3 separate regions of the Homo sapiens genome follow, and all the other regions are linked to region 3. A link is an interaction called in ENCODE POLR2A ChIA-PET data of the cell type or tissue named here. Cell type or tissue: GM12878. All regions are shown on one strand.

What was found. Peaks named below come from ENCODE experiments on the same cell type or tissue, not always from the same donor. Only the 100,000 strongest peaks of a DNase experiment are listed, where the experiment ranks them.
Region 1: POLR2A ChIA-PET joins it to region 3 with 17 read pairs; 4 of 35 experiments call an interaction of 5 or more read pairs at or near these places.
Region 2: POLR2A ChIA-PET joins it to region 3 with 14 read pairs; 4 of 35 experiments call an interaction of 5 or more read pairs at or near these places.

The regions. Positions count from the first base shown.
Region 1 is chr12:128,826,892-128,834,891 of GRCh38, forward strand. LOC124903083 (a long non-coding RNA gene) reads left to right here. Exons shown (of 2, transcript XR_007063602.1): 2 at 778-2,555. Among named protein-coding and RNA genes, the nearest start is that of SLC15A4, 6.9 kb to the left of the region's middle. RefSeq lists enhancers at 2,880-2,949, 3,520-3,629. In GM12878, no CTCF peak of the experiment used is centred here; DNase peaks (open chromatin) are centred at 3,140 and 3,790; H3K4me3 peaks cover 1,285 bases; H3K27ac peaks cover 2,898 bases.
Region 2 is chr12:128,807,226-128,815,225 of GRCh38, forward strand. It overlaps SLC15A4 (solute carrier family 15 member 4), which reads right to left. Exons shown (of 8, transcript NM_145648.4): 2 at 7,550-7,845; 3 at 2,718-2,886; 4 at 2,171-2,248; 5 at 1,563-1,731. Among named protein-coding and RNA genes, the nearest start is that of SLC15A4, 13 kb to the right of the region's middle. RefSeq lists enhancers at 3,577-3,676, 4,911-4,980. In GM12878, a CTCF peak has its summit at 3,732 (motif pointing left); a DNase peak (open chromatin) is centred at 3,126; H3K4me3 peaks cover 4,286 bases; H3K27ac peaks cover 5,819 bases.
Region 3 is chr12:128,910,353-128,918,352 of GRCh38, forward strand. GLT1D1 (glycosyltransferase 1 domain containing 1) reads left to right here. Exons shown (of 12, transcript NM_001366886.1): 5 at 2,072-2,108; 6 at 4,581-4,637. Among named protein-coding and RNA genes, the nearest start is that of GLT1D1, 61 kb to the left of the region's middle. RefSeq lists an enhancer at 6,144-6,263. In GM12878, no CTCF peak of the experiment used is centred here; DNase peaks (open chromatin) are centred at 4,759 and 6,259.

The DNA of each region.
Region 1 (8,000 bases), 83 kb before region 3:
CTCCAGCCTGGGTGATAGAGCGAAACTGTCTCAAAATAAAAAATAAAAAAGAAAGCAATAGAACTCAGACTTCAATGAAAGGCTTATATCTAATTATGAGTCCAGTGCTGCTTCCACTTTGCAGTTGGTAGAGGAGACAGAATCTTTGAGTATTTTTTCTAAGACTGATAGGTTTGACGCTCAGGCAAAGTCTAGAGTAAAATTAACATTAAACATGGAATGAAAGCAAAGCAAATGATTTGAATCATGTGATAACCCAGTGTCCAAACAGTGCTCAATACACTCTGCCATTTTTGAATGATAGTAAACTAATCCGATTGCATTGCCTCATTTGAGAAAACTAAAGCTAAGTTTAAAAAAACAAAAAAGTGAGCCAAGACCACATCTGGCAAGATCACATTTATATGCAATGGCCAGAATAGGCAATAGGCAAATCCATACAGACAATGCAGATTAGTACAGTTTCCTGATACTGGGGGAGGGGAGGGGAAGATTGGTGCACATCTCTGTGAATGTACTAAAAAACCACTGAATTCTACAGTTTATATAAGTGAATTATATGGTATGCGAATATGTCTCCATAAAGCTGGTACCAAAAGAAAGTGAACTAATAGTTACAGTTTGAAAGGTTTCACATATAAATTTGGATGCCTTGCTATTTGGGGAAAATAAATGTGAGCTCTGGCAATGCTGGACTTGTGATTACCTGTTACATTAGTATGATCCCATCACTTTGAACCATGCCCCATAGTATTCAAGCCTTTATGTATTCCTCAGAGATCACACCACAGGGCCTGTCCTGTGACCTGTTTTGACCAAGAGAATACATCAAAAGTGTCTCTGGGCCTGGTCTGGGCACAGGCTTAAAGTCTGACACCTTCCACTTTCATGACTGGGGTGTCCGGAGCCATCATATTAGACGTCCACCTGCCTTCCATCATATGTTGAGGAGGAGTCTGCAACTATGTGGAGAGGGGATTCTCAGCATTCCAGATGACCTGCCTACTGAATGCAGCCATGTGAAGACCAGCAGAAGAACCACACAGCTGAGCCTCAACCCAGATAGCAGAATTGTAAACAAATAACATGGTTGTTCTTTTAAGCCACTAAATTCTGGGGCAGTTTATTATGTAGCAACAGGTAATGGAAACACATTTGCTTCCCCCTGTAGCCACAATCTGCTGACACTCAGCAGCAGCCACTGTCTTTAGATGGCAGACACTTTCTAGCTTTCCTAAACCCTCCCCACTCACTATTGTCTTATTTTTGTTATCATAGAGAAAATTCTCCATATCTGCATAGTCCAGCGCAGGAGCCACTAGCTATGTGTGGCTATTGAAACTAGTTAAAATTAAATAAAATGAAAAATTCTGTTCCTCAGTTACACTAGCCATATTGCAAGTGGTTTGTGGCTAGTGGCTACCGTATTGGACAGCATAGTCTATTTCACACCATCATTGCAGTAACTTCTATCAGCAACCCCATTCTTTTTTTTTTTTTTTTTTTTTTTGAGACGGAGTCTTGCTCTGTTGCCCAGGCTAAAGTGCGATAGTGCCATCTCGGCTCACCATTACCTCCACCTCCCAGGTTCAAGTGCTTCTCCCGCCTCAGCCCCCCAAGTAGCTGGGATTACAGGCATCTGCCATCATACCCAGCTAATTTTTATATTTTTTATAGAGGTGGGGTTTTACCATGTTGGCCAGGCTGGTGTTGAACTCCTGAAGTCAGGTGATCTGCCTGCCTTGGCTTCCCAAAGTGCTGGGATTACAGGCTAGAGCCACCACGCCCGGCCAGCAACTCCATTCCGTACTAAAATGTAATGGATATGATTGACTAATTAGCCAACATCCATACTCTTTCTTTTTCCAAACAATCCTGATTCTCTTCACATATTTGTCTTCCTTAACCCACCCCTGTCCCCACCAGCTTCCCATGTAGCTCAGGAGAACCTGACTTCATCCTTGTTCCCAGATAGAACTAGCCCACACCAGTACTAGTCTCATGCCTCTTCATGGTGACCAGTTCAGGAACGCAGACTCTAACCTTTCAGGACACGAAATTTCCCTGGTGCCTGCGGTTACTGACCCAGCAGTGGACAAATGAGGTAAGTTGACCCAGTCAGACTAGAGGCAAGGCCACTTATTGGCTGACTGTGGGCGAGGCACATGCTCCCAAACTGGATGTGAGTTAGGAAACCTGCAGCTCTAATAGCTCCTGATGGCTATTGACAACCATGAGATGAACCAGCTTAGGATGAGACTGACTTGGGGGATGGCACAGGAGACTCAGGGAGAAGTGAGATAATAAGTCTTAACATTGTTTAAGCCACTGTGTTGGGTTTTCTGTTATTTGTATTACTTGTGGCCCCAAGCCACCTATCATAATTCTATCAAAAATGGAAAAAATAAAAGAACTGGAAGGCTAGGGCAGGAGAATTGCTTGAACCCAGGAGGCAGAGGTTGCAGAGAGCCGAGATCGCACCACTGCATTCAGCATGGGCGACAGGGTGAGACTCCGTCTCAAAAAATAAAAAATAAAAAAATTAAGGAACAAGAGAGGCCAGCCTGATTTTTTTCTCATGCCTGACCCATGAGTTTTCTGCTGGGCTTCTGTAATGATTGGGTTTGCAGCCCCTGTACTGAGCCCCCAGTGATGGTATAGCTAAAGAATTGATGTAAGGTGATTCCTCCCACTTTATTGGATATGCTCGCAATATACTTCTGCCCCAAAAAGTGATCCTATGAGTCTCTCCTTTGCAGCTAAAATTAATAAATGACCCAACCCATACAGTAGGCATCTAAGGGATAGGTAACCGTGTCTTCCAAAATAACATTTTTGTCTATTGGCTCTTCACCTCAAGGGCCCTCTAGAAAAGGGGCAAGGACACTCTTTGCAAAGGTGCCTGTGGTGTGGACTAGACTTGGAAACACAGGGTTCTCCCTTCTCTGGTACCACTTTGTCTCCTGAGCCTCACCCAGTGCAGAGCTCGAGTGGGTGTGATTTAAGGCAGTGAACTGAGAAACCGTCACAGACAGGACATTCAGGGGACTGCCTGACTCCTCTGGCTGTTTCATGACATTTCTGCCGTAGTTTCACATCTCTGTTGAGTTGCTCACTCCTCACCGCCAGACAGTTGCCTCTCCTTACTGACAGTTTCAGCTTCCTCAAAACTTCGGGTTAGAAGCAGCTGTCATAGCCTTTCTGTGCCATCTGTACATCACTAACTCACTCAACAAACAACTGTTGAACACCTGCCCCCTGAGTCATGACAGCTCAGCCTCAGCTCAGCTCAGCCTCAGCACTCACGGCCAGTGCTTCAGCTTCTCCAATTTCCCAGATCCCTAGGGAGGGACTCGGATAGGCCCCCTCACCTTTGTGCATCAGGCCATAGCATAAGTCATTAGCCATAGTACAGCCACAGGCCATGCCACACATCTTTTGAATCTCCTTGGGTACAGAGAGTTGCCATAAATTCTATTTACTTCAAGGAGTCACTGTTGCAACCACTCTTTCTGGCTACAAATACTCTTGATAGAAGCAGAAGGTATAAAAAGTGAAATCAATAAAAACACAGGCAACCAACGGAATAGAATCAGGTGTTAAATCCTTGATCCTAAACCAAAGCCACACTAATCTACTTTTAGTATGAACTAATTCAGCTCCCAGAATGACTTGCATTTATTTTAACAGAGGATGTGAGAGTGTACGGTCAGGAAGCTGATTTTGATTTGACTTGTTTCAGGCACTCATTTTATTTGACCCTTGCGAGTAGCAACGTCTGTTTCTTGCGTACTTTTCCACCTGTGTTTAAAAAACCCCCAAGACGTGCAAAAGTTGGGCTTCGCCAATAGAAGCAGGGAGGTGAAGAGAGAGAGAGAGAGTAAGTGAAAGAAAATGAACTTCTGCTTCCTTCTATTGCAAGAAGCGCAAGATGGTGTGACCACACCTAAGATCCTATTTTAACCACCACTTTCACAATTCCTTGTAAGCAACCTTAGCCTAAACTGTAATCATATAATAGTTCGTTGGTAATTATAAGTGTATTTGTTTTCTAGATTAGGCCTTACAGGAAAGATCAAGGAAGATGAATACAAAGAACAAGAACAGAAGCACTAATACAAAATAACTGATTGTATGAAGTGAAATCAGCCAGGCACAGAGAGATACATACCATGTGCTCTCACTCATATATAGAAGCTAAAAAAGTTGATCTCATAGAAGTACATGTTTCAAAATCCTACCTTATGCCCCATAATTATGAACAATTATTATATCAATTAAAAATAATGAGGCCAGGCGTGGTGGCTCACGTCTGTAATCCCAGCACTTTGGGAGACCAAGGCCAGTAGATCACCTGAGGTCAGGAGTTTACGACCAGCCTGGACAACGTGGTGAAACCCTGTCTCTACTAAAAATATAAAAAATTAGCCAGGCGTGGTGGCGGGTGCCTGTAATCCCAGCTACTCCGGAGGCTGAGGCAGGAGAATCTCTTGAACCCGGGAGGCCAAGGTTGCAGTAAGCCGTCATTGCACTATTGCACCCCAGTCTGGGCAACAAGAGTGCAACTCAGTCTCAAAAATAATAATAATAATAATGAAAGGCTGCCTGGTATGGTGGCTCATGCCTATAATCCCAGCACTTTGGAAGGCCAAGCTGGGCAGATCACTTGAGGTCAGGAGTTCCAGACCAGCCTGACCAAAGTGGTGAAAGCCTGTCTCTATGAAAAATACAAAACTCAGCCGGGCATGGTGGCAGGTGCTTGTAATCCCAGCTACTGAGTAGGCTGAGGCCGGAGAAATGCTTGAACCTGTGGAGGTTGCAGTGAGCTGAGATTGTGCCACTGCACTACAGCCTGGGCAAGAGAGCAAGACTCCATCTCAAATAAATAAATAAATAATAATAATAAAAGCAAAAAAGAAAAATCTCAGTGTATGATAATAAAGGGATCTGGTCGGGTGCAGTGGCTCATGCCTGTAATCCCAACACTTTGGGAGGCCGAGGCAGGCAGATCACCTGAGGTCAGGAATTTGAGACCAGCTTGGCCAACATGGTGAAACCCAACCTCTGCTAAAAATACAAAAATTAGCCTGGCATGGTAACGCAAGCCTGTAATCCCAGCTACTATTCAGGAGGCTGAGGTGAGAGAATCATTTGAACTCGGGAGGCAGAGGTTGCAGTGAGCCAAGATCACGCCACTGCACTCTAGCCTGGGCAACCGAGCAAGACTCCATCTCCAAAAAAAAAAAGGTGGGGCCGGGTGCTGTGGCTCACGCCTGTAATCCCAGCACTTTGGGAGGCCGAGACGGGCAGATCAGGAGGCCAGGAGATCGAGGCCATCCTGGCTAACACGGTGAAACCCCGTATCTACTAAAAATACTAAAAATTAGCCGGGCGTGGTGGTGGGCGCCTGTAGTCCCAGCTACTGGGGAGGCTGAGGCAGGAGAATGGCATGAACCCTGGAGGCCGAACTTGCAGTGAGCCAAAATTGCGCCACTGCACCCCAGCCTGGGCGACAGAGCGAGATTCCATCTCAAAAAAAAAAAAAAAAAAAAAAAAGAATCAGTAATTCATCAATTCATGGGGAAAGGATGGATTGTTAAACAAATTATGTTGGAATGAATGTTGAAACATAGGGGAAAACAGTCTTCATATTTTGCACCAACATAAATTTCAGATGGATTAAATATTAAGAAACCAAAACTATAAAAGCACTAGGAGAAAATATTGGCAAATAGATAATCGAGAGAAAATGCCTTCCTAAGCCTAACACTAAAGGCAGAAGGCATGCAGTAAAAAATTAGTTTGACTACATGAAGATTTAAAACTTATGTGTATAAAAAATAATAATTGCTGTTGAGAGCACACAAACTAAGAAAAAAATTGAAGTACATAAGACAATGTTCTTTTTTTTTTTTTGAGACAGAGTCTTGCCACCCATTCTATAAACTCTGTTTTCAGCAGAACTTTTTATATCTCCATATTCCTGAGTCCTATTTATCCTATTATAAGTATGTACAGAATGACAATCTTTCTATAATATGCCTTTATTTTATTTTATTTATTTAATTTTATTTTTGAGATGGAGTCTTGCTCTGCCACCCAGGCTGGAGTGCAGTGGCGCAATCTCGGCTCGCTGCAACCTCTACCTCCCGGGTTCAAGTGATTCTCCTGCCTCAGCCTCCCAAAAGTTAATGTTCTTATTTTATAAAGAGTTATAAAGAATATTATGGGCCGGGCGCGGTGGCTCACACCTTTGGGAGGCCGAGGCGGGCGGATCACGAGGTCAGGAGATCGAGACCATCCTGACTAACATGGTGAAACCCCGCCTCTACTAAAAATACAAAAAATTAGCCGGGCATGGTGGCGGGTGCCTGTAGTCCCAACAACTCAGGAGGCTGAGGCAGGAGAATGGCGTGAACCTGGGAGGTGGAGCTTGCAGTGAGCTGAGATTGTGCCACTGCACTCCAGCCTGGGTGACAGAGCAAGACTCCGTCTCAAAATAAATAAATAAATAAATATAAATAAATAAATAAATAAATAAATAAAGAAAGAATATTATCAAAGGATAAACACCCAACACATAAAATTGGCACAGTGAGTGGCCAGGCTCTTTAGAGGATAGCTATTGTTGGGTCCTATTCAGCATCCATTCTCCCTTCTGGTAACTGCACCTTGATTTTCCTTAACTAATCAATGCTCGCTGTGATTTAGGTCTGGCGGCTGTGATTTAGGTCTGGCGGCTTGACCCCTCCAGTCCAAGAGTGGGCAGTTGACCTATGCCTATCCAATTAGCAGTATCCCATCTATTGAGCTAAAGTACTTGGTTCAGGCCGGGCACGGTGGCTCACGCTTGTAATCCCAGCACTTTCGGAGGCCGAGGCAGGCAGATCACCTGAGGTCAGGAGTTCGAGACCAGCGTGGCCAACATGGTAAAACCCCGTCTCTACTAAAAATATAAAAATTAGCCGGCCACGGTGGCACGCGCCTGTAATCCCAGCTACCTGAGAGACTGAGGCAGGAGAATCGCTTGAACGCTGGAGGCGGAGGTTGCAGTAAGCCGAGTTCATGCCACTGCACTCCAGCCTGGGCAACAGAGTGAGATTCTGTCTCAAAAAAATAAATGAATAAACAAAAATAAAGTATTGATTCACAGATGGACATGTGATCCTAGTTGGTCAAAGCTAATCCCAGAATTTACTCTCGAATGAGCAGGAAGAAGTGATTCTCTTTTCTGTTGAGTTTGAGATCATGGAAATATAAGCTTGGAGTTGCCAGAGGCCATCTTGTGAAACCAGAGAAGTAAGCATCCCAGAAGGAGATAGAGATGAGAGAGACACTTGTTTGAAAAAGACAGTTTAAATCCCAGAATTTTGGAGGCTGAGGCAGGTGGGGATCACCTGAGGTCAGGAGTTCAAGACCAACCTAGCCAACATGGTGAAACCCCGTCTCTACTAAAATACAAAAATTAGCCAGGCTAATTGTGGGGTCTGCCTGTAGTCTCAACCACTTGAGAGGCTGAAGCAGGAGAATCGCTTGAACCCGGGAGGTAAAGGTTGCAGTGAGCTGAGATGGTGCCAGTGTGCTCCAACCTGGACAACAGAGCAAAAGAAAAAAAAAAAAAGAAAAAAGGACTGTTTATAGATCTTGGTTCTGATCATAGCTAAAAGTAGCTTTTTCTTTAAAATTAGACATTTTAATTGTGAGTCCATAAATTCTCCTTTTGGTTAAGCAAATGTGACATTCTGTCAATTGCAATAGAAAAAGTCCCAACCAGCTTTGTACAAAAATCAAATCAAAATGGATTAAAGACTTAAATCTAAGACCTAAAACTCTGAAGCTATGACAAGAAAACACTGGGGAGGGCCAGGCGCGGTGGCTTACGCCTGTAATCCCAGCAGTATGGGAGGCTGAGGCGGCACATCACCTAAGTTCGGGAGTTCAAGACCAGCCTGACCAACATGGAGAAACCTCGTCTCTACTAAAAATACAAAATTAGCCGG
Region 2 (8,000 bases), 100 kb before region 3:
TGACGGAGTGCAATGGGGAAATCTCAACAGTGACTGGTCTGGCACTTGTATCCTGCACAAACACATATCGAAACCACCAGAATGGACTGCATGGCTCTCAAGGCAGCCCACAGAAGTGATTCAGCCATTTATGAAACTGAAAGAGAGGATGTTAGGAAAGGAGCCCAAACCAAGTATCTACTGGAAAAGCCTCCGGAAACCAAGGACGTCTCCTTTCCCACAGGGAGGGAACGAGGACTCCCTTCCTTGGCATCAACCAGTGTGGTGACGGGGCACAGAGAAGGCACTCCAGCCCCGGGGGGAGAGAGAGGTCTGAGGCCAAAGCTGAGCCTGCGCTTTGGGGAGGTAGGACAGGCAGGCAGACACAGCCTCCAGTGCAAAGACTTCCTGCAGACAGCCCTTCTGCAGGCGCACTCTGCTGAACCGCAGCCTGCAGCTAGAGCCCTGCGGTGATTCAGTTCTTCTCTGCCCATGCTTATTTCCCCATGTGCCACAGCTCTGGAAGAGAAGCTGAATTATAAAGAAGGCACAGCAAAAACTTCATTCAGACACGACCTCACTTTAATTATCTATTTGAACAAAAGAAAATGCAATAGTCTTCTAAAATGTCCCAGTCTCTAGAACAGAGATTTCTTAAGCCCAGGGACTAATTTCTTTAAATCTATTAAGTACTATATCAATACATTCAGTCTGGCAAAAGTAGATGAAAGCTGCTATGAAGGCAGCATTGTTTGAGAATATTAAATTCCATTTCAGCAATGCTTAACACTGAATTCCTCATGACAGCAGATAATACATAGTTGGTTCAAGAATATCAACTTTTATTATTATGTAACTAAGCTGTTTCATCAGTCAATAATTTTCAAATATTAATGAAGGGAGAACTCCAAAATAATTCAGAAAGTCAGCAATACCCAGCTTTATCAGCAAAAGATAAACAACTCATTTCAGCACATAAAAATTATGAAAACAGAATGGAAATCCTCAAAAGGATAACTCTCCTCATCAGAGTTTAGAGACTTAGGCATTTGTTCTTATCAGGTTTATCTGTAGCGGGAGGAGATGCTGCCCAGGAGCCTGTAACAATCTAGAAACATTTTTGTCACCAGAAAAATGCACACAGAATTTTACATAAAAAATTCAAAGGACTCGCAGGCACCCTGACACTTGTTAATAAACCTAAGGTTAGTAATCTGAAGGTGGAATTCTCATCCTTGAGGATGATACAGTACCTTTAATTTACAAAAATTCATCTATTCAGCATTCAATAGCCTAATTCTAAATCAGTAGGTAGAGAAAAACCTCCCTTTAACTCAGTCCAAATGTCACTTTTCAGAGCAACCCAATGGTTTTAGTACCAGCAGAAAAATGACGTATCCTTAGGAAAATAATCTTAAACTTTAAAATAAAGGATTAGTGCTGTAAAATAACTGATACACATCCTCTTTTACAGACATGCACTTCCTGAACAACCTGGGGCACGACTGCGTGTGAGCACTATATTCTGAATCCACAACTGCTGCAGTCGGGCCTGAGGAGGAACGGAGCAGAATGCCTCTTACCTGCAGCAAAGGCCGAGCACATGACAAAGAACATGCCCACGGCGATCCTCTTCAGGGAGGATGGGAGCAGGCCATGTCTTCTCAAAATGGGATCGACCAGTTTGTCCTTCAGAGGGATGAGCAGGAGGATGAGCACAGCATCAAACATGGTCAGCCAGGCTGCAGGGAGCTGGGGTGAAACACAGGAGGAGGCGTTTACTCCCCGCAATACAGGCCATCACCTGTCTAGAGAACCAACGTCTCAATGGGAGAAATGCACGTAAAGAACAGTTCCTCTCCACAAGGTACAACCTCTTCAGTTTAGAGACAACGGAACTGGGAAAAGATTTCTTTCCAAATGAATCTGCATTTGCTTTTCTGTGTTTTGAGGGGAAAATAATCAGGTGAAAAATACTAAGTAATGTTGAATTGATGTTAGTCAACCTAATCTAGCAAATGATACAACCAATGAAAAAATATTCTCTAAAATAAGTAAAAACTCTATTTCAATAACAATGCTTTTGTGTCGGTGCTGTTAACATTTATAAAAGATTTACAGTTGGTAGAAGGAATCCATTTATTACATAAGTCCAAAATAACAATGTTCAGATCATTACAATTGTTCTTACCGTGTGAGGAGTGGTTGTAATATTTGAAATTTCTGGAATCCTCAAATGAAGACTCTGTAAAACATATGTTGTCTGCATCTAGGTATAAAAAACAGTATCATTATATGTGGACCAACTGTGCTCTCAAACACTCTAAGCATCCTGCCCCTCCCCTAAGCTAGACTCAGATGCGACACACAGTGACTCCCAGAAATAGACAATGGCTCAAGTTTGAAAACAGACAGGTCAATGATTTGGTCATCGTAAAGTCCTCTGGAGATCAATTTTGAAAAAGAATGGCCAGTTATCCAAAGGAGAAATTACATTAACAAGAGGGGCCTGAAAAACCAGAAGCGTACCTGTTCTCAGCTTCTTTTTCAGAGAGGCTTTAGACATAGTTAAAGCAGCCAAAATGACTCCATAACTAAAACCAAAAATTCCAAGATTCTGTAGACTCATGGGAAAAAAAATCACCTAGTCCTACCTACTTTAGAAATGGCCAAAACAAGTGCTAGGGTAAGACTTCATAGGAAGATAAAGGAAATTAAACCTGTTTGTCACCACTCACTTGGAAATACACTGTCCAGTAAGGTATCAAAGCCAAGAAAACAGGGACAATCTTGACCAGAGCTTTCACATCTTCCACTTTCTCTTCTGTAAATGGCCCACCATGAGACATCTTACATGAATCAAACAGACTTTGTTTAGAAGATTGCTGAAAGACTCCAATGCCTTCACTTTGGGAAATAAAATGAAGGAATTAGTTTTCTTCCCCTCCCAGCAATCAATTATTTGGTCACAAATTAAGTTTGGAGGTAAGAAACCAGCTCACTGTATTGAATCTGCTTCAACTCATTCCATCACTTACTAATTGTACACACCCAACACAGCTACCTAAATTATTTCTAAATGTCACAGAATGTACTGAAACAGCTGACAAAGGGACTTTCTAGTCAAAGTGAAACTGGGCTACTGTAATTTTGGCGTGGCTGGAAGATCTGTGATGACAGTGTGAACCACGGCTGAGCTGAGAGCCCCAGCGCAGCTGCCAGCTCGGCAATCTCCGTGTGGGGAGAGTCTGCAGCTCTACGTGACACTGGGAGGGACACTAGCTATGCCACTGGATAGCATATGAAAAAATGCACTGGATTGTGTGAATTTTTAATCAGCTAATTTATCAAACATCAAGACCTGACAGCCAATACCCATGCTGTTAATAAAACCCTGCTGGTTTAAACTGAGTCACTGGCAGGACTGAGGCAGGCTTCTATTCTCGGAGGAAAGCTGTCAGCTCTTGGATTAAGGAAGAGCTGTTGGGGGAGGGCGGTGCTGGTGGTGATGAGAGGAGGATGTCCCTGGCTCTGTCCCCTGACAGTAGGAAACAGGGAGTGCCCAGTGCACCGCGTCCCATGTGCTCCCTCATTAACCATGTGGTGTTAAAACTCTTCAGGGCCCTATTGCACAGAGGAAGATGCCGGGGCACAGAGAGTGTGAAGGGTGCCTGAGGTATGGCCAGGACTTGGACCCAGGCAGTCTTGGCTTTACAGCCTGAGGCCCTGACCCCTGCAGGACACCACTGTCCCTCCACTCCCTGCCACTGCCCTCACATCTGCCGGTCACAGCAGGAACATGGACCTGGCATCCCCAGCTCTTGTACTAACGAGTTTCACTTCCTTGCTCTGGGCCTGCTTCATTATTTAGAAAATGAACAGGCCCCACTAGACAGCTCCGCACTCTCTCCCAGCTCCAAAACACTCTAATGGGGAACGGGCTCCAAGGATCTCAGGGGTAAAATGGGAAAACAAAGTGCACACTATTCTCTAAAGCCAGAAGTACCAGGAGAGAGTTAATTCCCAATAAGATTGTGTTTAACTGTGGGAAGCCAACAGAAATGGCACCTGTCAGCCTTCTAGTTTATTAACTCATGTCCCATTTTACTATGGTGCCAGTATTTTAAATTCTTTATCTTATAAAGTCAACATTTTAAGTCTGGACATTCAGAGTGGGGAAAAATAGAAGCGCTGAAAACTATAACTGAATATTTTAGCCAAATTTTGGACAAGAAAACTAAGTTCGATTCAACAAATACTGATCGAGTACCTGCTGTAGGCCCTGCATTGCTCTACCTGGGGGCTAAAGGGGAGGGCTCCTGTCCTTACGGACTTAGTCTAGTGGGGGAAAATAATCAAAAACAAAAACACCCAAAAGTGAAAATAAATTCCAAAGACATTATAAATACTTTCACTCGAAAACATTAACTTCTTCAAGTACTACTTTTTTTCAAAAAGGAAATTAAAGTCCTTTTGTACCTAATGCAGATACTATCAGTGGTTTACCACATCATATTAAATACCTTTCACTAAAAACATTTAAATAACAAATAAACCCATTTTCACACAAAGAATCATTCACACAGGTTACTGGTTATATTACTTTCGCTTTATGTAATTAAAATATTTAAAAGCTGTGAAATCAACATGCATCTGAAGCTTTACTGGGTTACACATATTGTTAGGTGCACTATTTTGCAACATACAAGGGTCCAACACGAAGCCACGGTCACAAGTGACACCCGAACACCCACAAGAGCCCTCTGCTCCTCCCACACAAGTTGACGAGCTCCAGTTTCAGGACGCCTGTGCCTGAGTCTCTGTGAAGGCCGCATGTAGGTGTGTGTATTCTCCAGGAAAAGAGTCCACTGGTTCTCACGGATTCCCAAAGAAGTATGTATCTCAAAAAGCTGTAGAACCATTTCTACTCTGGTCTGATGAGTTGAACAAATACGCCTTCATTTCTCATTTAATATCAAGCACTATATTATCTTCAAAACACAGATCAACCTGGATTGAAACTGAGATTGGGCCAGATGAAATTAAGTGTCACAACTGTAAAAATGTTGGGTATGTCATGCTTCCTCAGGCTTTGGAGGCCCAACTTTTTTTTTTTATTTTATTTTTTCGTTTTTGAGACGGAGTCTCGCTACCTTCCAGGCTGGAGTGCAGTGGTGTGATCGCGGCTCACTGCAAGCTCCGCCTCCCGGGTTCACGCCATTCTCCTGCCTCAGCCCCCCATGTAACTGGCACTACAGGCACCCGCCACCACGCCCGGCTAATTTTTTGTATTTTTAGTAGACGGGGTTTCACGTATTCGCCAGGATGGTCTCGATCTCCTGACCTCGTGATCCGCCCGCCTCGGCCTCCCAAAGTGCTGGGATTACGGGCTTGAGCCACCACGCCCAGCCTGGAGGCCCACCTTTTTTAAGGCACCCTCGTCACAGTGGTCACCACTGACAGGGCCCTTATCATGTACCTGGCATCCTGCTGAGGGCCTTGCACACATCACTGTGCTCAGGCCCCACCGTGAGCCCATGAGATGAATCCATCTCCGCTGTAAAAAAAGGAAAGCTGGGCTTCGCAAGATCAGTAACCTGCCCAAGGTTACAGAGCCAGTTCATACAAACAGCAGAATCTGAGAATTCCTCAGACCATCAACTTTTCTGCAAGCTAGCCCCTGCTTTTTTTTCCCTTATTTTTGCCCAAGAAGACTTTCAAAGACTATCCTAAGAGGAAATCGGCTTCCTAAGTAAAAGTAACTCCAAACCCTCTCCACACTGCCATTTGTGCTTTAAAACCCAAATATGTCCACAGAACAATGCTGTTCTCTTGCAGAAATGTCTATGGGCTACCACCCACACGGATACTAAAACTTTAAGGGTTGTTCCTGAAAAAGACCTCTAGGATCCGAAACACTGCTTTTGTCTGATCAAATAAGGCCCTGGCAAAAGACTAGTGTCAGCTAAGATGGGGCTATATTTTTTTTTTTTTTTTTTGAGACAGGGTCTCACTTTGTCACCCAGGCTACAGTGTAGTGGTGCAACCATGGCTCACTGAAGCCTTGACCTGACCTCCTGGGCTGAAGTGATCCTCCCACCTCAGCCTCCTGTACTTTAATTACTAAAAATTCTTTAGTGCGGTCCCACCATTTGCAGTTTTGAATTATGTGTCTGAATGCCACAATGACCCACTGGCATTTCCAATAGGTCATGTAGACTGGTGAGATCTGCCAGAACTCCACACAGGGACAGCCGGAGAAATCAGAGATGTTCAGGAGCAAAGTAGGCGCACAGGGCTATTTTGGTGAAGTTTCAATCTACCACGTGGAAGGAATATTAGACACATTCGCTACGGCTCCAAGAGCATGAGTAAGACAAACACAGACAGGCCGCAGGCAGGCAGATGTGTGAGTGGGCCCGCAGAAGAATGTCCAGCAACCAGTGCCATGCCACAATGGGGTGCACGGCTCAGAGACACAGGACGCTCTGATGGCTGAGTGATCAGCCTCCCACCCAGCAGCCTCCAGGCATTTCTACGTTGATCAAAACATTCCATGAGGGGACTGACTACAAAAGGTCCCAGAGACTTCTCTGGAAGGATGGAAATAATCTATGCCTTGACTGCACTGGTGGTTACACAACCTGAGTAAGTTTGTCATAATTCACAAAACTGTACAGATATAAGGGGTAAATTTTACTATCTGTAAATTATTCCTCAATAAAGAGTAACACAAACACTTCTGAGCTCTCTTCTTGGGCTTAAGTTCTGGACTTTATTAACTGGCATCCAACATCACCAAACATGAGTCATAGTTGGCCAGTGACTTGGAGGGGTTCTGAGGACACAGGCCTTTCTGTTTTAACACCTCAGTTCATGGGACTTTGGTGCTAACACTGGGTAAGTCCCATGAGATCATCTGGTTACCCTCAGTGCATCTCGCCATTCTGCTACTGCACCTTCCTGTCAAGAGTTACAGACCTGACCGCCGTATGATGGACCTGACCGCCGTATGATGGACCTGACCGCCGTATGATGGACCTGACCGCTGTATGATGGACCTGACCGCCGTATGATGGACCTGACCGCTGTATGATGGAGCCCATGCTGACCTTTAGGTAAGAGGCAGTGGCTTACTTTTTAAAGAGCAGAGACAGGTACTGACAGCATAAGCAACTGCTTAGTTTTTCATTCAAATGTATTTCAAAGCTTTTTAAAATAAAAAGAAACATGTATAAAGCATGTCTTCTGTCTCCTCGATGTCCTCCACAAATTTCTACCTTTATAATCTGGCACCAAAGGAGCTTCCGTCTACACTAGCAGTGAGAGAAAGTGCAACGTGGGGTTAAAGCATGAGCTCTGGAATCAGGCCACTGGCCTGTCTTTAAGATGGGATAATAAGACCGCACCCGCCTCCTTGGGGAAATGCAGTGTTAAAGGAGAGAAGACATGTAAACCACTCAGCCCAGGCCCAGCACACAATAAGCACACAACAAACCGAAGCTAGGATGTTAATAAAGAGATCGATAAAGTCCTTTCAAACAGCCCAAGATGAGAACTAAGTGCTTACCCATTACTCTGGCGCTCTCCACTTCGCTTCTGGGAACAGCAGGAATACGTCAGTATCTTGAACATGTCGGTGAAGGCACTGCCATCAGGAGGCTTGGTGATGAAAACGCTCTGGCCACAGAGGAAGACCACAAAAGCAAGGCCGACGCAGACAGTGGGGATCGCATAACCAGTGACAAAGCTGACGTTCTGCTGAATATAGGCAATGCCACCTAACGACAGGATCGCTCCCAGGTTAATGCTCCAATAAAACCAATTAAAAAATCTCCTAGTGGCTTCCGGACCTCGATCTTTAACCTAAAATAACAGGGAGGAAAGACACTTGAAAATATATGACAGTCTTCAAGGATGAAAACCATATACGGTCAAGTGGTTAAAATTACCGTTGTCATCACAACCTTTAAGAAGCGCAACACAATCAAAATTGTGTTTACAGAAACATTCACGGATCT
Region 3 (8,000 bases):
CCAATGAAAATAGTGACAAAAACTATAAACTCTATGTTGCCTCACCTTATATTTATCTAGGATTATGCTGAATCTGTTATTGTCAAACACTTATATTAAGTTATATTAAGTTAAATGCCATGGTGTTCTATTGTGAGTGCTTTACCATCCATCTTCAAGATGTTGCCAGGCGAGTGTTTTGGACACAGGGTTGTTTTAGGAAGAAACACTCCAAGCCTCCACTACACTCCAGTAACAGCTCTTCCAGCTTTCCAGGGAAATTATAATTCAGCATAAGGAGTAGTTTAGGGCTCTGAACTGCAATTTCTAATTTCAATGGTCGCCTTTAGCCTTTTTTTTTTTTTCATTAAAGTTAATGTCTTTTTTAACTGGTAGAGAAGAGGTCTTTGAAACTCTCTCTTAAAGGTTTACTATTTTAAGGGCATTTGGAATACCACACATACCTGCTTGCACGATGAAGTGGGGAGGAGAGGCAAGACTTCTGGAGGCTTGAGATGCTTCCTGTAGTGAAATACAAAATGCGATGCTAAGGACAAAACCAACACCATACCGAGCCTCGTGTGTACCCACCACCTTCTTTATTTTTTTTATTTTTCAGGCAGAGTCTCACTCTGTCGCTTAGTCTGGAGTGCAGTGGCGCAATGTCGGCTCACTGCAACCTCCGCCTCCCGGGTTCAAGCGATTGTCCTGCCTCAGCCTCCCAAGCAGCTGGGATTACAGGCGCATGCCGCCACACCCGGCTAATTTTTGTATTTTTAGTAGAGACAGGGTTTCACCATGTTGCCCAGACTGGTTTTGACCTCCTGACCTCAAATGATTTGCCTGCCTCGGCCTCCCAAAGTGCTGGGATCATATGGGTGAGCCACCATGCCTGGCCGTGCCACCCACCTTCTGCCTGGATGCTGCCTCTACCAAACCTTCCCAGGCTTGGGGAGGGCCAGTCTCCTTCTTCCTGTTGATTGTCTCGCCCTTGGCAGGGCTACTTCACTTTAGCTTGTGTCCCAAAATATAAAACTGAAGTGGGGACAACGTCCAACGTGGATCAGCATACCCCATGCAGTGCCGAGGGCTCCCTGGTGCCCTAAAGACCACACTGTATCCCTACACCGAGGAAGGACAGGGGTGTGTCTTCTGTGACCTCCAGGGATCTAGCTAGTTCAGTCACTTAATGCATTGATCAGGCTTAGGTCACATGACAAAAAGACATCCATTTTTGGACTCTTTCACCAAAATGACGGCCTGTTTTGATCACTTGAGAGAAACCGTCCTTGGCATGGACTTGCTCCATCACTCTGCTCCTGCCTCCACCTTTCCATCTAAACGTCACCTTAAAAATATTCCTGCCACTGTTTCAAAATGAACTGGAGAAATGGATTCAATTTCTCTCTAGTAGTTTTGTGACATTCCACCAGAAAACATGGCAAGGAATAGTAAGTTGATATCTTGGTACAAATATCCATATCCGTCATGCAAGGGCCGCCTTTTGCTTGGTGCCAGGGAGGTAACTTACCAGACGCTTTCCACCCGGCTGTCCTCCCTTGCCTGGAAGGATCTGCCTCCTGGGGCCTGTCTTTGGTTTCCCAACATATTGGCAGCTCCTCCTTCTCCTCCTGCTCCTTTCTTCTTTTTTTCTGGGGGTGGTGGAAGCAGTCTTCCCCTCAGGGATGCATAAGCCATAACATGCTTCCCCAAACCTCCACCTCCACGCAGGGGCGGGAGCTGCATCAGCTGGGCCGGCACTGGCATGCTCTCTGGCTGAACTTCAGTAATGTCTCCACTAATATAGCAAGTGTAAAATTGCAAAATTGCATTAGGCCTCATTTAAGAGACTTTTTGTGTGTGTGCTTCTTACCTTATAGATGCTGTATTTTTAATGGCAAAACCTATTAAAAAGCAGAAGTAATGCTTTGCTCTTACAGAGTAATAAGTCTATGAGCAGCTGTGTAGATGATTCTCAGTGATGTTTTCCAGGACGGCTTTTTTTGTTAATGACCTTCATTTTATTTCTAAAAAGCAGTTGTCATGCACTGTCCAATGTACTTTTCTTTTCTCTCTCCCCTCCTTTCAAAAGCCGCATGCTAAGGGTAAGGTCTATGTCCAGAGTCAAGGTAAGATTTTTAAAATATTTATTTACTTATGTACAGGGATAGAGAATGAATATATCAAAATAGATGCATATTTATATGTGATAAATATATATATATATTTAAAAGAATAAGTTTGCATCCTTAAGAGACACATATTGAGATGTTTATGAAGGAGATAATATGATTTCTCAGATTTACTTAAAAATAATCAGTGAAATGGCTACTTTTTTTTTTCTTTTTTGAGACAAGGTCTGGCTCTGTCGCCTAGGCTGGAGTGCGGTTGTGCGATCTCGGCTTACTGCAACCTCTGCCTCCTGGGTTAAAGCGTTTCTCTAGCCTCAGCCCCCCCAGTAGCTGGGACTATAGGCAGGCATGAGCCGCCATGCCCAGCTGATTTTTTTTGTATTCCTTGTAGAAATGGGGTTTCGCCATGTTGCCCAGGTTGGTCTTGAACTCCTGGGCTCAAGCAATCTGCCTGAGAATGGCTACATTGTTAAGATTTTTCTAACATTAGAATAAAAGATAAATAGGAGAAATTATAAAATAATGATTTAAAATGCGGATCACTTAACATTTTCTGCCAGTAGAAGTACGATATACTCCATCAGCAGTATGTTTGGAAAAAACAAACCAAACCAAATGCGGAGCTTCTGTTTCAGCTGACTTGAGTTGGGGGAACTGGAACTCTTCTCCCTTCATACTCCTCCTTCCTCCCTGCCCAATTCTGCCCCTATGGTGGCATCTGAGGCCCTTCATCAAACCCTCTGAGGTTTAAACACAGTTTTTTGTTTTTGTTTTGAGATGAAGTCTTGCTCTGTCGCCCAGGCTGGAGTGCAGTGGCGCAATCTTGGTTCACGTCAACCTCCGCCTCCTGGGTTCAAGCAATTCTCCTGCCTCAGCCTCCCGAGTAGCTGGGATTACAGGTGCCCCCCCACCACGCCCAGCTAATTTTTGTGTATTTTGTAGAGACAGGGTTTTACTGTGTTGGCTAGGCTGATCTTGAACTCCTGACCTCAGGTGATCTGTCCGCCTTGGCCTCCCAGATTGCTGGGGTTCCAGGTGTGAGCCACCGTGCCCGGCCTCTCTAAACACAGTTTGTAAACCACTGTACTACATGATAGAAATAATGGAAAGACTAGATCCAAGGAAGAACATGTAATTGGCCCCAAGCTCAGGTTAGAACGAGTGCAGAGGCTGAGGCCAGGCGTTCGGGCCTCCTGAGGACTTCCATGGTGCTCAGGCGCACCTTAGTGAGGCACGGCATCCTGTCATCACCGTGTCCTTGCTGCATTGGCTTCAGTGACATTTTTAGCTGGTGCAGCAGGAAAAACCTGGGCTCTGAGGCAGCGCGTAGGTTTGAACACAGCGTCTACCACCTCCACCCTGCGCATTTTGAAGTGCGTTTAACCTCTTTGAACATCAGTGTCCAGCTGGATAAACTGGAGGAAGCAGTCTGCTCAGTGGGCCTTTAAGGGTTACAGTGGAGTATGGAAAGCGCCTACATGCAGTCGGAGCCCAGGGCTGGCTTGAAATGGGCGCTTGTTAAATAGCCGCTGTCAGTATGATTCAGTGTGAATAACGATTATGCAGGTGGATTTTGGAGGTGGTTAGATGACTTGATTTACTTACATTTTATAAAATTTCAAAATGTTTCTGTTACCAAGATAACGTGTTAGACGTTGCCTCTGAATTTCTAAATTGTAAAATAGTCATTTTTTTTTTCAGCAAAAATTAAATGTAACTTCTCTCTCTGAAGAAGTAATAGCCAACAGACCATCAGGCATGAGTTGGTGAGGGTTGAGAGTGGGAATTTTACAGGGAGGTATAATTTTCACATGGGGCTTAGCTGACAGTGTTTTTGAAACCTGTTACTTCCTGGCATTTTTAAGGAACTCAAGGTTTGTCTAACCCCTAACCCCGTTTGGGCCTGTCATGGATCCTGGGGCTGAAAGGGGTGCGTCTTTTCTCATGTGGAATCCATGGGCTCTTTTTAACCCTCCTGTGCTGAAGGATTCATGGGACTTCAGTGACACACTCAGAGCATCGAGCGGCTTTATAAAAACCAGGTGCTACTGTTATTTAAACTTCAACACAAGTGGGCCGTGTGTGGTGGCTTACACCTGTAATCCCAGCACTTTGGGAGGCTGAGGCGGGAGGATCACTTGAAGTCAGGAGTTCGAGACCAGCCTGGCCAACATGGTGAAACCCTGTCTCTACTAAAAATACAAAAATTAGCCGGGTGTGGCAGCGGGCGCCTATACTCCCAGCTACTCGGGAGGCTGAGGCAGGAGAATCGCTTCAAACCGGGAAGAGGAGGTTGCAGTGAGCAGAGATCGTGGCACTGCACTGCAGCCTGGGTGACAGAGCGAGACTCTGTCTCAAAATAATAAGAATAATAGTAATAATAATAATAAGCCTCAACACAAAATAACTCATTGTATTTCAGCAGTCGCTTCAAAGTGAACTTGCCCTTTTTTTGTTTCTTTGACCCAGGAATTGCAACAACACCAAACGCCGCTTTTAACTGGAATACCTTTCTTCAACGCTCTGGTGAGACATGAGATCTTCTTAGAGGATTTTGATGAAGTGCATCTTGTCAGTTACTTTCAGGAGCTTGTGACGTTCATGCGGTTTTGAAAAAGTGGTTGTCAGAGAGAACAAGGTTCATTTCCCTCTGTCTGCGGCTTCATGAGTAGTTTTATCCTTTTGAGGAACAGCAGGGCTAGAAAGCCAGAGAGACAGGGGCTCTGGCCCTTTCTGATGCTGTTTTTAGCACCTGCTTTCCAAATTTTCAGTATCATTTCCTGTGACATTTGTTCTTTATAAGAATAACAACCTCATGTGTTCATTTTATTTTACTTTACTAATTATACACGTAGTTAAATTACCATTGTAGAAAAATGAGAAAATATCAGAATATGCAACACATTTTTTTTTTTTTTTGAGATGGAGTCTCGTTCTGTTGCCCAGGCTGGAGTGCAGTGGTGTGATCTAGACTCACTGCAGCCTCTACCTCCCGGGTTCAAGTGATTCTCCTGCCTCAGCCTCCTAAGTAGCTGGTACTACATGCATGCGCCACCATGCCTGGCTAATTTTTGTATTTTTAATGGAGACGGGGTTTTGCCGTATTGGCCAGGCTGGTCTCGAACTCCTGATCAGGTGATCCACCCACCTCAGCCTCCCAAAGTGCTGGGAATCCAGGCATGAGCCACTGGGCCTGGCCAAAAAATGCAACAAAAATTTTAATCACTTGAAATTTCATCACCAAAAAGAAACTGCTATTAATGTTTGATGTGATCTTTCTCAACAATTTACATGTAAATAATGATGTTTAAAAGACAAAGTCAAGCTTCACTTACTACTCTAACCTGCCTTCTTTGCTCATTATGTCAGTAGAATAGAGTGAACTCATCCTTTTTTTAAAATAATTCTATAGTTTGTATGCAGTGAAATGCAGAGATCTCAAGTGTAAAATTAGGCAAATGTTTGACAAATGTATATACCCATGTGACAAATACCCCAATCAAGATAGATAACATTTCCACCACTCAAGAAAGTTCTCTCATGCCCTCTTCCATATTTAATTTCTGTCTCTTTATAGGCGATTCCTAGTCTAATTTTTCTTATCTTAGATTAGTTTTACCTGTTCTTGAACTTCATCTAAGTGGAGTCATGCATTGAATAATTTTTTGTATCTGGCTTTCTTTGTTCAACTAATGTGTTTGAGATTTATCCCTATTGTGTGTATCTGTAGACCTTTTTTCTTAGTATTCTATTTTGGAATGGTGTATTTCATTCCATATATCACAAATTGTTTATCTCTTCTTCTATTGATGAACTTTTAGCTTGTTTTCCATTTTTAACCGTTACAAATACATTTACTATGAATATCCTTGTGCAAGGTTTTTTGGTGACCTATGTTTTCACTTCTCTTGGATAAATGCCTCTAAGTCAAATAGCTTGACTATATGATTAACATTATAAAAAATATCCAAACAGTTCTCCAAGGTGTGCCATCTTACACTTCCACAGAAGCTGACAAGAGCTTCAGTTACTCCACATTCTTGCCCACCGGTGGAGTAGACAGTCTTTTCAATTTTAGTTGTTCTAGGGAGATAATGAAATGGTGTCTCATTGTCATTCTTCTAAGTTTCATTTCCCTGATGATTAATTTTGTTCAGCACCTTTTTATGTGCGCGTTGGCCATTCATGTATCTTGTTTCGTGAGTGTCTAGCCAATTGTGTGTGTGTGTCTTCTAATTATTGGTTTGTAGAACTTCCTTATATTCTAGGTACAAGCCTTTTGTCAGATAAATATATTGTTAATATTTTCTCCCATTATCTGGTTTATATTTTTGTTTGCTTAACCATGTCTTTTGAAGAGCAGAAGAGGCTTAAATTTTATTGAAGTCGAGTTTATCAAACTTTTTCTTTGATGGTTAGTGCTTTTGAGTCCTGTCTACAAAATCTTTACCTACCCTAGGGTCACAAAGATGTTTTTCTTTCTTTTTAAAATGTCTTTAGAAGTTTTAGTGCTGTAGCTCTTTCATTTAAGATTATAAATCCATCTGAAATTACTATTTGTGTGTTGTATGAGGTAGGGATCTGTTTTTTTTTCTTAACAATATCCAGATGGTTCCGGCGTCATTTATTGGAAATGTTTTTCTTTGCCCATTGAATTGCTCTGGTGCCTTCGTTGAAAGTCAGTTTACTGTATGTGGCCTTCCATTATCTATGCCTATCTTTATTCCAATATCATGCTGTTTTGTTGGTATAGGGTAATAGTAAGTCTAGAAACCAAGTAGTGTTAGTCAATAACTTTGTTTCAGAATTATTTTAGCTATTCTAGGTTTTTTGCATATCAATTTAAATTTGGGGCTCAACTCATCAATTTCTGTAAAATCCTGTTACATTGAACCTCCACCTCCTGGCTTCAAGCGATTCTCCTGCCTTAGCCTCTCAAGTAGCTGGGATTACAGGCACGCCCCACCACACCTGGCTAATTTTCTGTATTTTTTGGAGAGAGAGGGTTTTCACCATGTTGGCCAGGCTGGTCTTCAACTCCTGAGCTCAAGTAAGCCATCTGCCTCAGCTTCCCAAAGTGCCGGGATTACAGGCATGAGCCACCTCGCCTAGCCTCCTGCTGCAAACTTCTAAGAAGAGACTGAAGATGCAAAATCAATTCTCTGCCCTCAGCAAACAGAAAGACACCCCAAGTCTGTTTTCATGCTAAAGACTTGAAACAAGAAGACATACATGCAGCCAAAAAACATATGAAAAAAGTTCATCATCCACTGATCATTAGAGAAATGCAAATCGAAACCACAATGAGATAACATCGCACATCAGTCAGAATGGCGATTATTAAGAGGCCAAAAAACAACAGATGCTGGCGAGCTTGTGGAGAAATAAGAACGCTTTTACCCTGTTAGTGGGGATGTAAATTAGTTCAACCGTTTTGGAAGACAGTGTGGCAATTCCACAAAGATACTATTTGACCCAGCAATCCCATTACTGGGTATATACCCAAAGGAATATATATCATTCTGTTATAAAGATACATGCACGTGTATGTTCATTGCAGCACTATTCACAATAGCAAAGACATGGAATCAACCCAAATGCCCATCAGTGATAGACTGGATAAAGAAAATGTGGTACATAGACACCGTGGAATACTATGCAGCCATAAAAACGAACAAGATCATGTCCTTTGCAGGAACATGGATGAAGCTGGAAGCCGTTATCCTCAGCAAACTAAGGCAGGAACAGAAAACCAAACACCGCATGTTCTCAACTTATAAGTGGGAGCTGAACAATGAGAACATGTGGACACAGGGAGGGGAATAACACACACTGGGACCTGTCAGGAGAGGGTAGGGCTGGGGGCATCAGGAGAGCATCAGGAAAAAT